Regions from separate parts of the Homo sapiens genome. Here region 2 is linked to region 1. The links are chromatin contacts, found by Hi-C or POLR2A ChIA-PET in ENCODE. All regions are on one chromosome and are shown on one strand. Each heading gives the region's core, a stretch centred on a gene start or an enhancer-like site at or near the end of the contact. The rest is flanking DNA. Distances are from core to core; before and after follow the strand shown. Region 1 overlaps RFX2 (regulatory factor X2). Region 2 has its middle 10 kb from the start of TNFSF9.

What was found. Hi-C counts contacts between places; a loop is a spot of excess contacts on that map. ChIA-PET counts read pairs that join two places held with the same protein, here RNA polymerase II (POLR2A). Pooled maps may share reads with other maps.
Region 2: a loop to region 1 is called in a map with no recorded cell type, with 9 times the contacts of the local background. The contact joins two enhancer-like sites. A Hi-C loop is called at or near these places in 1 of 37 single-sample maps with no recorded cell type and 2 of 50 pooled maps. POLR2A ChIA-PET finds 5 or more read pairs at or near these places in 1 of 52 experiments (PC-9).

The regions. Positions count from the first base shown.
Region 1 is chr19:6,063,927-6,069,875 of GRCh38, reverse strand. The region is part of intron 1 of RFX2 (regulatory factor X2); the gene reads left to right. All of the region lies in intron 1 of RFX2-AS1 (RFX2 antisense RNA 1), which reads right to left. Among named protein-coding and RNA genes, the nearest start is that of RFX2-AS1, 4.3 kb to the right of the region's middle. RefSeq lists enhancers at 3,684-3,978, 3,493-3,994. Within about 2 kb of position 3,040, at least 30 of the 41 ENCODE cell types and tissues checked have a DNase peak (open chromatin) inside an H3K27ac peak, as active enhancers do.
Region 2 is chr19:6,517,942-6,523,949 of GRCh38, reverse strand. No RefSeq gene overlaps it. Among named protein-coding and RNA genes, the nearest start is that of TNFSF9, 10 kb to the left of the region's middle. RefSeq lists enhancers at 1,610-1,859, 5,707-5,836, 5,887-5,936. Within about 2 kb of position 1,714, at least 7 of the 41 ENCODE cell types and tissues checked have a DNase peak (open chromatin) inside an H3K27ac peak, as active enhancers do.

The DNA of each region.
Region 1 (5,949 bases), core at 1,791-4,290:
CTCTTCCAGCTGCCTCCCCATTCCTCTTCCTATCTTTCTAGCAAAAATTCCTCAAAAGAGCCATCTGGTCCTCCTGTCTCCAGTTCTGCTCCACTTGGGGCTCTCTTGAACCTGCTCCAACCTCTGTGGCTTTTGCACACACTTTTCCCCTGGAGCTCCTCTGTCACAATCACTGGTGACCTCCACTTTGCTGATTCCAGTGATCACCACTCAGCCCCAGAGTCACTTGGTTCTCAGGACACCACTTGCTTATACTTCTTTGGCCTCTTTTCAGGCTCCTGCTTCTTTGGGATCTCTAAATGGTAGACAGCCCCAGAACTCAGCCCTAGGCCTCTTCTCTCTGCTCTTCCTTGGTGAGCCCAGATAGTCTTATGGTTTTAACTAGGTCATTTATACACTGATGACTCCAGCCTACATCCTGTATACACTGGTGGCTCTAGCTCATGTTCTCTATACACTGATGGCTCCAGCCATGTCATCTATACACTGATGGCCCCATCCCATGTTCTCTATACACTGATGGCTTCAGCCCACATCCTCTAGACACTGGTGGCTCTAGGTCATGTCCCCTACACACTGATGGTTCCAGCTATGTTATCTATACATTGATGGCTCTAGTTCATATATTCTATACACTGATGGCTCCAGCCTGCATTCTCTATACACTGATGGCTCCAGCTCACCCCTCAGCCTGAGACTTATGTAATCTGCCTGCTTTCTCAGCATCTCAACCTGGGTGTCTAGGAGCCTCTCACACTTTACACCTTCAGAACTCAACTCCCAAGTGCTCTCCAGGCCTTTTTCTTGGGTAATTTTCCTGACCTCATCCTTTTAGTTGCCAAAAACCTTGGAGGTACCCTTGACCCGTCAGCAGATCTGGCTGACTCTACCTCCTATGTTTATCCAGAGTCTGACGGCTTTGCCCCTCCATGGCTCACAGCCAGGCCCCCCTCCCTTGCCCAGATTATCACATTAGCCTCCAGATTGCTCTCTCTGCTCCCACCCTTTTCCTTCTTCCCCTATTCTCAACCCAGCAGCCAGAGGGGCCTGGTTAAAATGCAAGTCAAACCAGGCCATTCCTGGGCTCAAACCTTGTGATGGCTTCCATTTACCCCAAGCAAAAGCCAGAGCCCCTACAATGGCCTGTGTGGGCCTTTCTCCTTGCCTTCTGGTTCACTCAGCTCCAGTTTCAAGCCAGGCATTGTCCCACCTCGGGGCCTTTGTACTGGCTTTTCCCTCCATTAGGAACGCTCTTCCCCAGGATATCTGGACAGCTCCGTCCCACACCTTCCTCATCTCTTTAATGAGCCCACCCAGGGAAGCATTTGACAACGCTTTAAAAATTGCAACCCCTTCCTATCCCAGCACTCCTTCTGTCTGCTTCCTTTTCCCCCTGGTACTTGTCACCATATGATATAGGGTGTCATCTGACGTACGACATATTTTTCTCACTTACCTTGTTTACTGTCCATATGCTCCTATCCTCCCGCATGGTCTAGAATAGAAACTCCATGAGGGCAGGGAATTGTGTTTTGATGACTGGTCAATGCCAGGCCCATGCTATGGATCCAATAAATATTTTATTGAAATCAATGAATGACACAGGATCTCTGTTACTCATCCTTCTGGACATGGGGTTTGGAGTCCTCACAGCCGCACCTCAATGCCTCCCTTGGGATGCAGCATCCAGGCAGAACCCAGCCGTGTCCCCTAAGCAAAGCCTCCCATGGCACCAGCTGCTGGTGATTTGACCTCCAGGACTAGCATTCAAGGTTGTCACCACATCACCACTTAGCCATACATTAACAGCCCAAGAGTCTGGCTTCAAATTCCTCATCTCCCTGCAACACAGATTCAAATTCTAACAGTATAGAATCTGTCTTCCTTTCTTCTCAGGGAGGCATGTCTATTCCATTCCTATTCTAGGAATGACTCCTGGATGATATCTTAAAAAAACAGTTTCTGTGCACTGACTGTGTCTGTCTCAAAGGGCAAACCTCCGCTGAGAGCTCCTTGAAAGGTATGCTTGGTCATGCACAAATCTATCAGCATTGTGTGCTTTTATCATCCAAAATGTTGACCCATCGAGGCTGCAGCTACATGTTGCTCATTCTATCAAAATGTTTTAAGATCCTTGGCTGGGCCCACCAAAAACAAGAGCACTGCTTAGAGCTCTGTGTTCCCCTTGAAAGGTGGTGGTGCCACTTCACCCTCTCCTGGTCCCAAAGCCTCAGAGAAGCCATGCTCAGCCTGAACTGCTCCAGGCAGAACAAAAGCTGCACTAGCTTCAGTTTAGCCCTTTTCTTTTCCCCCTTCATGGGTCGAGATTGCCCAACCATGTGCCTCCTCTTTCCGGAGATATGTGTCCCTTGTGTGTCCTGCCATCTGGGGGCATCTGATGTGGCCTGGCTTCCTCTTAGAAAAGTCTTCCTCTCTCCGGGTAGGGAGGGAAGAGCCGGCGCAGTGATGTCAAAGATATACTGTAAGTCCCTCCCGGCAAAGCCCCACAAGGCATTTCTGACGCTGAGTCAGTGGTTCCCTTTGCACTTGTTCCATACGTACATGATATTTCCAAAAGTCGTTTTAATTTGGTATCAACTCCTCTGTTTTCACACTTTTTTCCAAATAGCTTAATCCATGATTCATTTTACTTCGCCCAGAAAACACTTGTGCAGCTATGAACTCTCCCACATTGTTTGTTTGATGATAAATAGATTCTTTCCTCTTGGAGAAAAGGGCACTTTCTCCTCCCAGTACTAGGAAGGATTGAAATCCCTCCTGTGATGCCCTCTTACCTCAGAGAGAGTTGTTCCTCCTTGGGTTTTGTTATTTCAGAACAAATATGGTAAACTGTTTTCCCCTCAGTTACTATAGAGAAGAGATTATTTGCCTTTCTCTTAGGGCTTCTGAAAATAATAGATTACATATTTGAGAGGGTTTTTTTTAGATCTGGTTAATGTGAGATAGAGGGGGTTGCTCCGGGATGACATTGTTTGGTTTGGGAAGTATTCTCCCGGTTGCCCAGCAACAGGCTCTTGGAAACGGGAGTGGACTGCGTTGCCCCTGGCAACCGTTGTTACTTAGCAAACAATGAGGGCCGGGCAAACAGTGCCAAGACTGCGGACTCCAGGTTTTAATTGAACATCTGCATATATTTTTCTCTGATTAAATTTGAGTTTGATTTGCCACAACAGGCAGACATGGATCCACTCGGGATCTGCTTGAAAGAACCAATATTGTAATGTTGACTCCCAGGCTGCACAAACGCAGAGGCCCCATTGAAACAAACTTCTGGCCATTCGAATATGTCCTAGACTGCTCTCAACTGGAGACTTATTTTAGTCTTAAGTGGAATTTCTTTTTTGATCTAATTCCTGGTGTTCAGAAAATCATTACTTGTCCAACCTACTACCGTACATCACTGATAAATCCGCAATTTCTGGAGCGCTTTTCAGCACGATGCCTTCATTTCTGCTGCCTAAGAATTTCAGAAGAGCAAAGAGTTGAGCCCTGGCTGGCTCACATGTAGAGACATTCACAGATAGGGTTGGCTGAGGGTGGAAATTGGACCCAGCACCTTCTGGTTTCATGTGCTCAATGTTCCTGTTAAGAAGTTGGGTCCACCCGTGGCCCTCAGTGGGATGTGTATGTTATGTTTATTAAGAGAGGTCGCACGTTCCCACTAACAAAGTGCCCTGTTGATGGGCACTTTGCAGCCACAGGTTGGATTTTGATCAAAACAGCCTCACTCCCCCACCTCCTCCGCTGGCAAGCCAGAGATAGCGATTGTTGACAAGGGTTTGTTGCTTAGGTAAACACCACCCCTGAACTTCATTCAGAGCGGGTGACACATTTCTTCCCCTCCTCCCAGCCCCGCCCCCAGCCCCCGCCCCCACTGCCAGGGCTATAAATTCAGAACTGTTAGCCAAGACAGGTTTTTGGTGAAGACTTTATTCTTCCTCATTCATCTCGAGTGCAATCTGACTAATGCAGCAACAGCCGCAAAAGTGCCGCCTGTAACAGACACTCCAGCCCCTCACTAAAACAGCTCCTGTGGTTCCCGTGGTGAGACTCGCTTTAGTTGTATGGATTTTTTTTAAGGACGATTCACTTTGTTGCTGAATGCCCCCAAGAAAATGTTCATTGCACGTTTGTTACCGGCATTTCAGCTAATCTTAGGACTATTTAAAGTATCTAAACAAATTTCCCAACTTTCTTTTGCAGCAGAAACTTATAATGGAATGTCATTTGTGTTTTTTTTGGAGACAGAGTCTCGTTCTGTCGCCCAGGAAGCTCCGCCTCCCGGGTTCACGCCATTCTTCCGCCTCAGCCTCCCGAGTAGCTGGGACTACAGGCGCCCGCCACCGCACCCGGCTAATTTTTTTGTATTTGTAGTAGAGACGGGGTTTCACCGTGTTAGCCAGGATGGTCTCGATCTTCTGACCTCATGATCCACCTGCCTCGGCCTCCCAAAGTGCTGGGATTACAGGCATAAGCCACCGTGCCCGGCCTTTTTTTCTTAAAAAGGCAAGCTGATTAGCCATCAGCCTTATTAGATGTGATAATTAGGATCCAATGGCTGCGAGTGTTGTTGGAATGAAAATGAATAAGGTCTGACTTACACAAAGACTCCCCCAAAGATTAAAATACATTATTTGTCCTGCAACCTGTTGTAGGATAGTGGTAGAAGACCACTATATACTTAAAAAGATAAATCCTCCCAAAGAAATGCTGTTCTACCTTCTACAATATTATTTTCTGCCCAGTCCCCAGTTTAAGTAAGTCATTTTTCAGGAATTAGAGCCTCATTTAAAATTTTTTTTAAATTTATCATTTTCTTATTTCCCATGGAAGTATTTTCCCATATATCAGGCTTTGCAATTTGGGCAAACCACTTAACATCTTTAGGTAAGTTTCTTCATCTGTTTGATGAAAGAGCTGGGTTAGGTGGTTTTTAAAGGGGCCTCTCCATGCTGTGGTTTTAGATGGAAATTCTTGAATTTGAACTAGGCTCTTTCTCCGCTTCTTAAATTCCAGAATCAAATCACGACTGGAGGGGAGGTAGGAGGTAGATTGAAAAGGTCCCCTATGTGATGTTGGTGGGATCCAGAAAGCCAGCCTCCTCCTGGCCAGAATCAGTCATGGAGATGTGGAAAGAACATGCACTGCCTGTTGCCCTGCCCTCACTGGCTGTCTCTAGAGATGGCTGTCAGGAGGAAGGGTCACACAGGCAGGACGAGACCCCATCCCCAGGTGGGCACAGGTGCCCAGTGGGCGTGCTGCCGGGTCAGGTCACCAGGCTGAGAAAGCAGGAGATGCTACTGCTGAGGAACTGTCACTTGTCATTTCAAGGTCCACTCCTCCACCCTCTGGCAGCATGAGTCGCTCTGAAAGATTTTGAAGCTGGGACAGGAGAGGGTGAGTGAGGTGAGGCCTCCGCATGCCAGGTTTTCACTGGCACATTCCCCATCTTCATCTTGACCATCAGCAGCTGCACTGCAGCCCTGCTCATGGTCAGAAAGGGAGAGAAACGTGAGAGGGAAAGAAAGGCTGGTAAGAGAAGGAGAACACAAAAGCATGATGCCTTAGGAAGCCGCTTCCAAGAATCCTGGGACAGGCCCCTGTGCTCAGCTGAAGACGGGAGCTGGAGGCCAACATGGTGAAGGTGGCTAGAACAGGTGAGCAGCCCGGAGCAGGCGGGCTGCTCATTCTCTTGTTCATTGCAAAACACGTCTTGAGCATCTTTGCAGGCAATGTGCTACGTAGGGTCTGGGGTTGGGGTGAGGGATCTGTGAGGGGGCTGCTGAGATGACATAGATCCAGACTTTGTTTTCTCAAGAAGGGCTGGCTGGCCAAGAAGCCAGATGTGAACAGCTGCATGACATGAAGTAATCTGAGGGGACAAGCACGGAGAGTGGTTTGGTGAATCTGGAAATGCTGTGTGGAGTA
Region 2 (6,008 bases), core at 465-2,964, 460 kb before region 1:
CTGACACTATGGTGGAGTTGAAGAGTTGTGAAAAGGGACTGACTAGCTCACAAAGCCCAAAATATTTACTGTCTGGTCCTTTTCAGAAAAATGTTTGCTGCCTGTGGAGTCTTCAATTCCAGCTCTTCAGAGTTCTGGCTGTGTGGGATGGGCACAGTGGCTCATGCCTGTAATCCGAACACTTTGGGAATCCAAGGTAGGAGGATCGCTTGAACCCAGGAGTTCAAGACCAGCCTGGGCAGTATAGCAAGATCCCATCTCTACAAGAAAAAAAAAACAAGGCCGGGCCAACATACTGAAACCCCATCTCTACTAAAAACACAAAAATCAGCCAGGCATGGTGGCACACACCTGTAGTCCCAGCTACTTGGCGGACTAAGGCAGGAGAATCTCCTGAACCCGGGAGGCAGAGGTTGTGGTGAGCCAAGATCACGCCACTGCACTCCAGCCTGGGCAACAGAGCAAGACTCCATCTCAAAAAAAAAAAAAGAAAAGTAATTAGCCAGGTGTCATGGCACACACCTGTGGTCCCAGCTACTCAGAGAGGCTGAGGTGGGAGGATCGCTTGACCTGGGGAGGCAGAGGTTCCAGTGAGCTGTGGTCATACCACTGCACTCCAGCCTGGGCAAAAAAGAGCAAGACCTTGTCTTTAAAATAAAAACAAAAATAAAAAAAGAAAGACAGGCTGGGCATGGTGGCTCATGCCTGTAATCCCAGCACTTTGGGAGGCTGAGGCAGGTGGATCACCTGAGATCGGGAGTTCGAGACCAGCCTGATTAACATGGTGAAATCCCGTCTCTACTAAAAATACAAAAAATTAGTTGGGCATGGTGGCACATGCCTGTAATCCCAGTTACTTGGGGGGCTGAGGCAGGAGAATCGCTTGAATGCGGGAGGCAGAGGTTGCAGTGAGTGGGGATTGTGCCACTGCACTCCAGCCTGGACAACAGAGCAAGACTCTGTCTCAAAAAAAAAAAAGAAAAAAAAAAGAGAGAGAAAGAGTGGGAGTTTTTGCTGTGTGATCTTGGGCAAGCTGCTTCACTTCTCTGATTCAGCTCATTGTTCAGATGTGTTAAATGGGAATCATAGTGGATCTCAAAGAATAGTGGAAAGCTTGCTCTGAGCACCGTGCCGAGCACATAGTAAATGTTCAATAAAGGCAACCTGTCATTGTGATGGTCACTGACGTTTCTCTACAGCTCTGTGGTACAACATCATCCCTAAAACGTGGGCACAGAAATTAAAACTCCAGAAAGTGAGGTCTCTTGGCCAAGGTCTCACTGTGACTGGTCTGAACTCCTATCTGTGCTGGGGGGCTTGGCGGAGCTCTGAACATGCCCCCCAGGGAAGGGAAACAAGACCTCAACGCCTGGGGAAGACTCAGGCCGCAGTCAGGGAGCGCCGTGACGCACTGTGGTCGGGACATCTGAGCCAGGCGGCCCCGCCCACCGTGGAGCACTCAACGTCACCCTCTTAGCACCTCACGTTTGCTGGAGTCACACCTCTGTGCTCAGCTGTCTCCTCGAAGTAAGCGTGGGCCCTGGTTTTCCTCACCCACTGGGGAAGGGCCTCACTCTCCACCCTCACCATCACAGGCCTTGAGGGAGGGATTGCACAGGAAGTAGTTGGAAGGGACAGCACCCCAGGCTGTGCCAGGGGGGCCCTCCTTCTTCTGCCTCTGAGGTTGAGTGAACAGACTCCTCCCCCAGGAAGTCCACCTTGATTGTTTCCCAGCAACAATCTTCTCCTCTCAGGGTCCTTGTAGTGTGTCTCCCATCATGTAGCCAGTGACCTCTTCGAGGGTTAACTTTTACCTGGCCTGGGTCCTCTATCTACCCCAGGGCAGAGTGAAGCCTAACAGAGCATTAGTGGTGTGAGCGGAGCAATTTGCATGAGTCAGACAGCTACGGAGTGAGCTAGGGGCCAGATGGAACTGAAGAAAAGAGGAAAGGAAAGTGTGGAGTGAAGTGCATCTTATTGTTTTTTGAGACACGGTCTCGCTCTATTGGCCAGGCTGGAGTACAGTGGCATAATCATGACTCACTGCAGCCTTGAACTCCCAGGCTCAAGTGATCCTCCCACCTCAGTCTCCTGAGTAGCTGGGACTACAGGCACGTGCCACCACACTCAGCTATTTTATTATTCTTATTATTATTTCTTGTAGAGATGGGGTCTCACTATGTTGCCCAGGCTGGTCTGGAACTCCTGGGCTCAACCAATCCTCCTGCCCCAGCCTCCCATGTATTAATAGCTGGGACTACAGGTGCACACTACCATACCCTGCTATTTTTTTTTTTTTTTTTTTTTTTTTGAGATGGAGTCTCGCACTGTCGCCCGGGCTGGAGTGCAGTGGCGTGATCTCAACTCGCTGCAACCTCCGCCTCCCAGCTTCAAACGATTCTCCTGCCTCAGCCTCCCAAGCAGCTGGGATTACAGGCACCCACCACCACGCCCAGCTAATTTTTTGTATTTTTAGTAGAGACAGGGATCCACTATGTTAGCCAGGCTGGTCTCCTGACCTCGTGATCTTCCCGCCTCGGCCTCCCAAAGTGCTGGGATTACAGGCATGAGCCACAGCACCAGGCCTTTTTTTTTTTTTTTTTTTTTTTTTTTTTAAAGACGGGGTCTCGCTATATTCCCCAGGCTGGTCTCCAACTCCTGAACTCAAGTGATCCTCCTGCCTTGGCCTCCCAAAAATGCTGGGATTACAGGCATGAACACCCAGCCTGAGATTGATCTAGAGCCATAAAGGAGTGTTTACACATGTTGAGGAGAAAAGAGACACAGAGAGGGGAATTACATCATCCAAATGAGTCGAGTAGCTGGAAAAGCTACATCCAGGTCTCTGGAAAACACAGACTGGCACCCGAGTGTGTGCACCTGGGGTTTTGTGTAAGAGTTGCAAGGTACAGGCCAGGCATGGTGGCTCACGCCTGTAATCCCAGCACTTTGGGAGGCCTAGGCAGGCAGATCACCTGAGGTCAGGAGTTCGAGACTGGCCTGGCCAACATGGTGAAACCCCCGTCTCTACTAAAAATACAAAAAAATTAGCTGGGCGCAGTGGCGGGCGCCTGTCATCCCAGCTACTTGGGAGGCTGAGGCAGGTGAATCACTTGAACCCACGAGGCAGAGGTTGCAGTGAGCCGAGATTGTGCCACTGCACTCCAGCCTGGGCATCAGAGCAAAACTCCGTCTCAAAAAAAAAAAAAAAAAAAAAAGAGTTGCAAGGTACATTCTCGCTTAGACTGGTCTGGAACTCCTGAAGTTGAGGAAACGACCACAGCATTTCCTCAAGAGATCCTCCCGTCTCAGCCTCCCAGGGTGCTGGGATTAGAGGCAGGAACCACCACTCCCAGCTTGCAAGGTATGATTGTGCACAGCAAGTGAGCTTTGTGAAGTTGAGGCACACATCCTGCTACTCTGGGACTGAGTGTCTCTGATGTGATACTGTGTACTCAGGAGGATGCATGCGGGCATCGATGTGTTTCCAGTTGAGCAGCACCAGAGCATAGGATTTGACTCACTTGGCTTCAAATCCCAGCTCTGCCTCTGCTGGCTACATGACCTTGAAATCTCTCCATCTCTCTGTGCCTCAGTTTCCCCGTATATGAAATGAGACTAACACCAGTGACCACCTTGTGGGACTGTTGTCCAGAATCAGGGAGCCAGAATAGTGCCTGGCATACAGCAGGTGCTCAATAGGACCAGCCATCATTGCTGCCAGTGGGCTGAGAGTGTGGTGCCTCCACGTGACTGTGTACATGGGTTGATCTTGTTTGGGCAAAAAGGAAGGCATGGCCGGGGGCTCACACCTGTAATCCCAGCACTTTGGGAGGCTGAGGGGGGCGAATCACTTGAGCTCAGGAGTTCAAAACTAGCCTGGGCAATATAGTGAGACCCCGTCTCTACTAAAAATACAAAAATTAGCCAGGCGTGGTGGTCCACACCTGTAATGCCAGTTACTCGGGAGTCTGAGGCAGGAGAATCCCTTAAACCCGGAAGGTGGAAGTTGCAGTGAGCTGAGGTCACGCCATTGCACTCCAGCCTGGGTGACAGGGCAAGACTTGTCTAAAAAAAAAAAAGGCCAGGTGCAGTGGGTCATGCCAGCCTGGCTAACATGGTGAAACCTTGTCTCTACTAAAAATACAACAAAAATTAGCTGGGCATGGTGGTGGGCGCCTGTAATCCCAGCTACACGGAAGGCTGAGGCACGAGAATCGCTTGAACCCGGGAGGCAGAGGTTGCAGTGAGCTGAGATCATGCCACTGCACTCCAGCCTGGGTGACAGAGAGAGACTCAGTCTCAAAACAAAACAAAATAAACAAAAAAACAAAAATAAATAAATAAAAACAAGGGGCAGGCAGGAATATGTGGTGCAAAATTGTTGAAGATGAAAATAACTGCATTGGTCATCAGAAGGAAAACTGCCAGGTTATTACTCACAGAATCGGTTTAAAAATTAAAAACATGTCTGAGTCATCTCTTGACAGAGATCTCCAAGGGCTAAGAGAACAAGGCACTCAGACTTTGCCTCCTCTACTCTTTCAAAGATTAAGGTTTTTAGTGTGAAATGGGCCTTACCCATCAGGTTGAGTCTCTGTCCTGTTTGAACTTTAGGTTGAAAATTTGGCGTGATTATTCTATGTAATTGCTTTTTTGGGCAGATGGTTTACAAAACCTTTAAAGGGGGCTAGGCGGCCGGGTGCGGTGCTTCACACCTGTAATCCCAGCACTTTGGGAGGCGGGGGCGGGCAGATACGAAGTCAAGAGATCGAGACCATCCTGGCCAACATAATGAAACCCCGTCTCCACTAAAAATACAAAAATTAGCTGGGCGTGGTGTCGGGCCCCTGTAGTCCCAGCTACTCGGGAGGCTGCGGCAGGAGAATCGCTTAAACCGGGGAGGTGGAGGTTGCAGTGAGCCGAGATCACACCACTGCCCTCCAGCCTGACAACAGAGTGAGACTCCATCTCAAAAAAAAAAAAAAAAAAAAAGAGGCTGGGCATGGTGGCTCACGCCTGTAATCCCTGCACTTTGGGAGGTCCAGGCAGGTGGATCACGAGGTCAGGAGTTCGAAACCAGCCTGGCCAACATGGGGAAACCCCATCTCGACTAAAAATACAAAAATTAGTCAGGTGTGGTGGCGCATGCCTGTAATCCCAGCTACTCAGGAGGCTGAGGCAGGAGAATCACTTGAACCCAGGAGGCAGAGGCTGCAGTGAGCCGAGATCATCATGCCACTGCACTCCAGCCTAGGCAACAGAGTGAGATTCTGTCTCGGGGGAACAAAAAAAAACCTTTAAAAGAATAACCAAGTGAGGAAAAAAAGAAACGAAAGCAAGGTGCAGGCTGCTATGTGCAGAATGCACGCTTTGGGTTTCAGAGCAGAAATAGGTTTGTATAAAACATTTCAGAAAGATGTGCAAAAATTGAGGGTATTGGGGTGAGAAGATGTGGATGTTTCATGGTGTATGATTTTGCATGCTTGCATTTTCCATGGGTTCGTTTTGTTTGCTTTGTTTTATTCTTTTTGTTTTAACATTAAGCACAGAATCGTGGCCAGCTTTCACACACGCAGAAAGAAACCAGTGGCCAGAGCCACTTGGAGGAAGGAAACTTTTTGTACCTAGTGACATCAAAGGCAGGAAATGGTGTTTCCCTGTTGAGGGCAGTGGAAGGAGGAGTCAGGGTTGGGGAAGACCCAGGCAGACTTGGGGCAGACCCAGCGACCCCTTCCAAGAGCATGAAGAGGCAGCTCACGGTGCTGGGAAGTCAACCCGCTTTGGAAAGGGAATCCCAGCAGGGTAACTACCTGGAAAGGACTTTCCAACTCCCCTGGGGGAGGGACACAAGTAGACACACACAGACACCAGAACACAAAGGGCACACCCATTCTGGACATATACAATCACACAAAACAAGACAGACATACAGACACACCATGCAGACATACACACAATCACACACACACACACACACCTGGACACACAATCATAGATACACAACA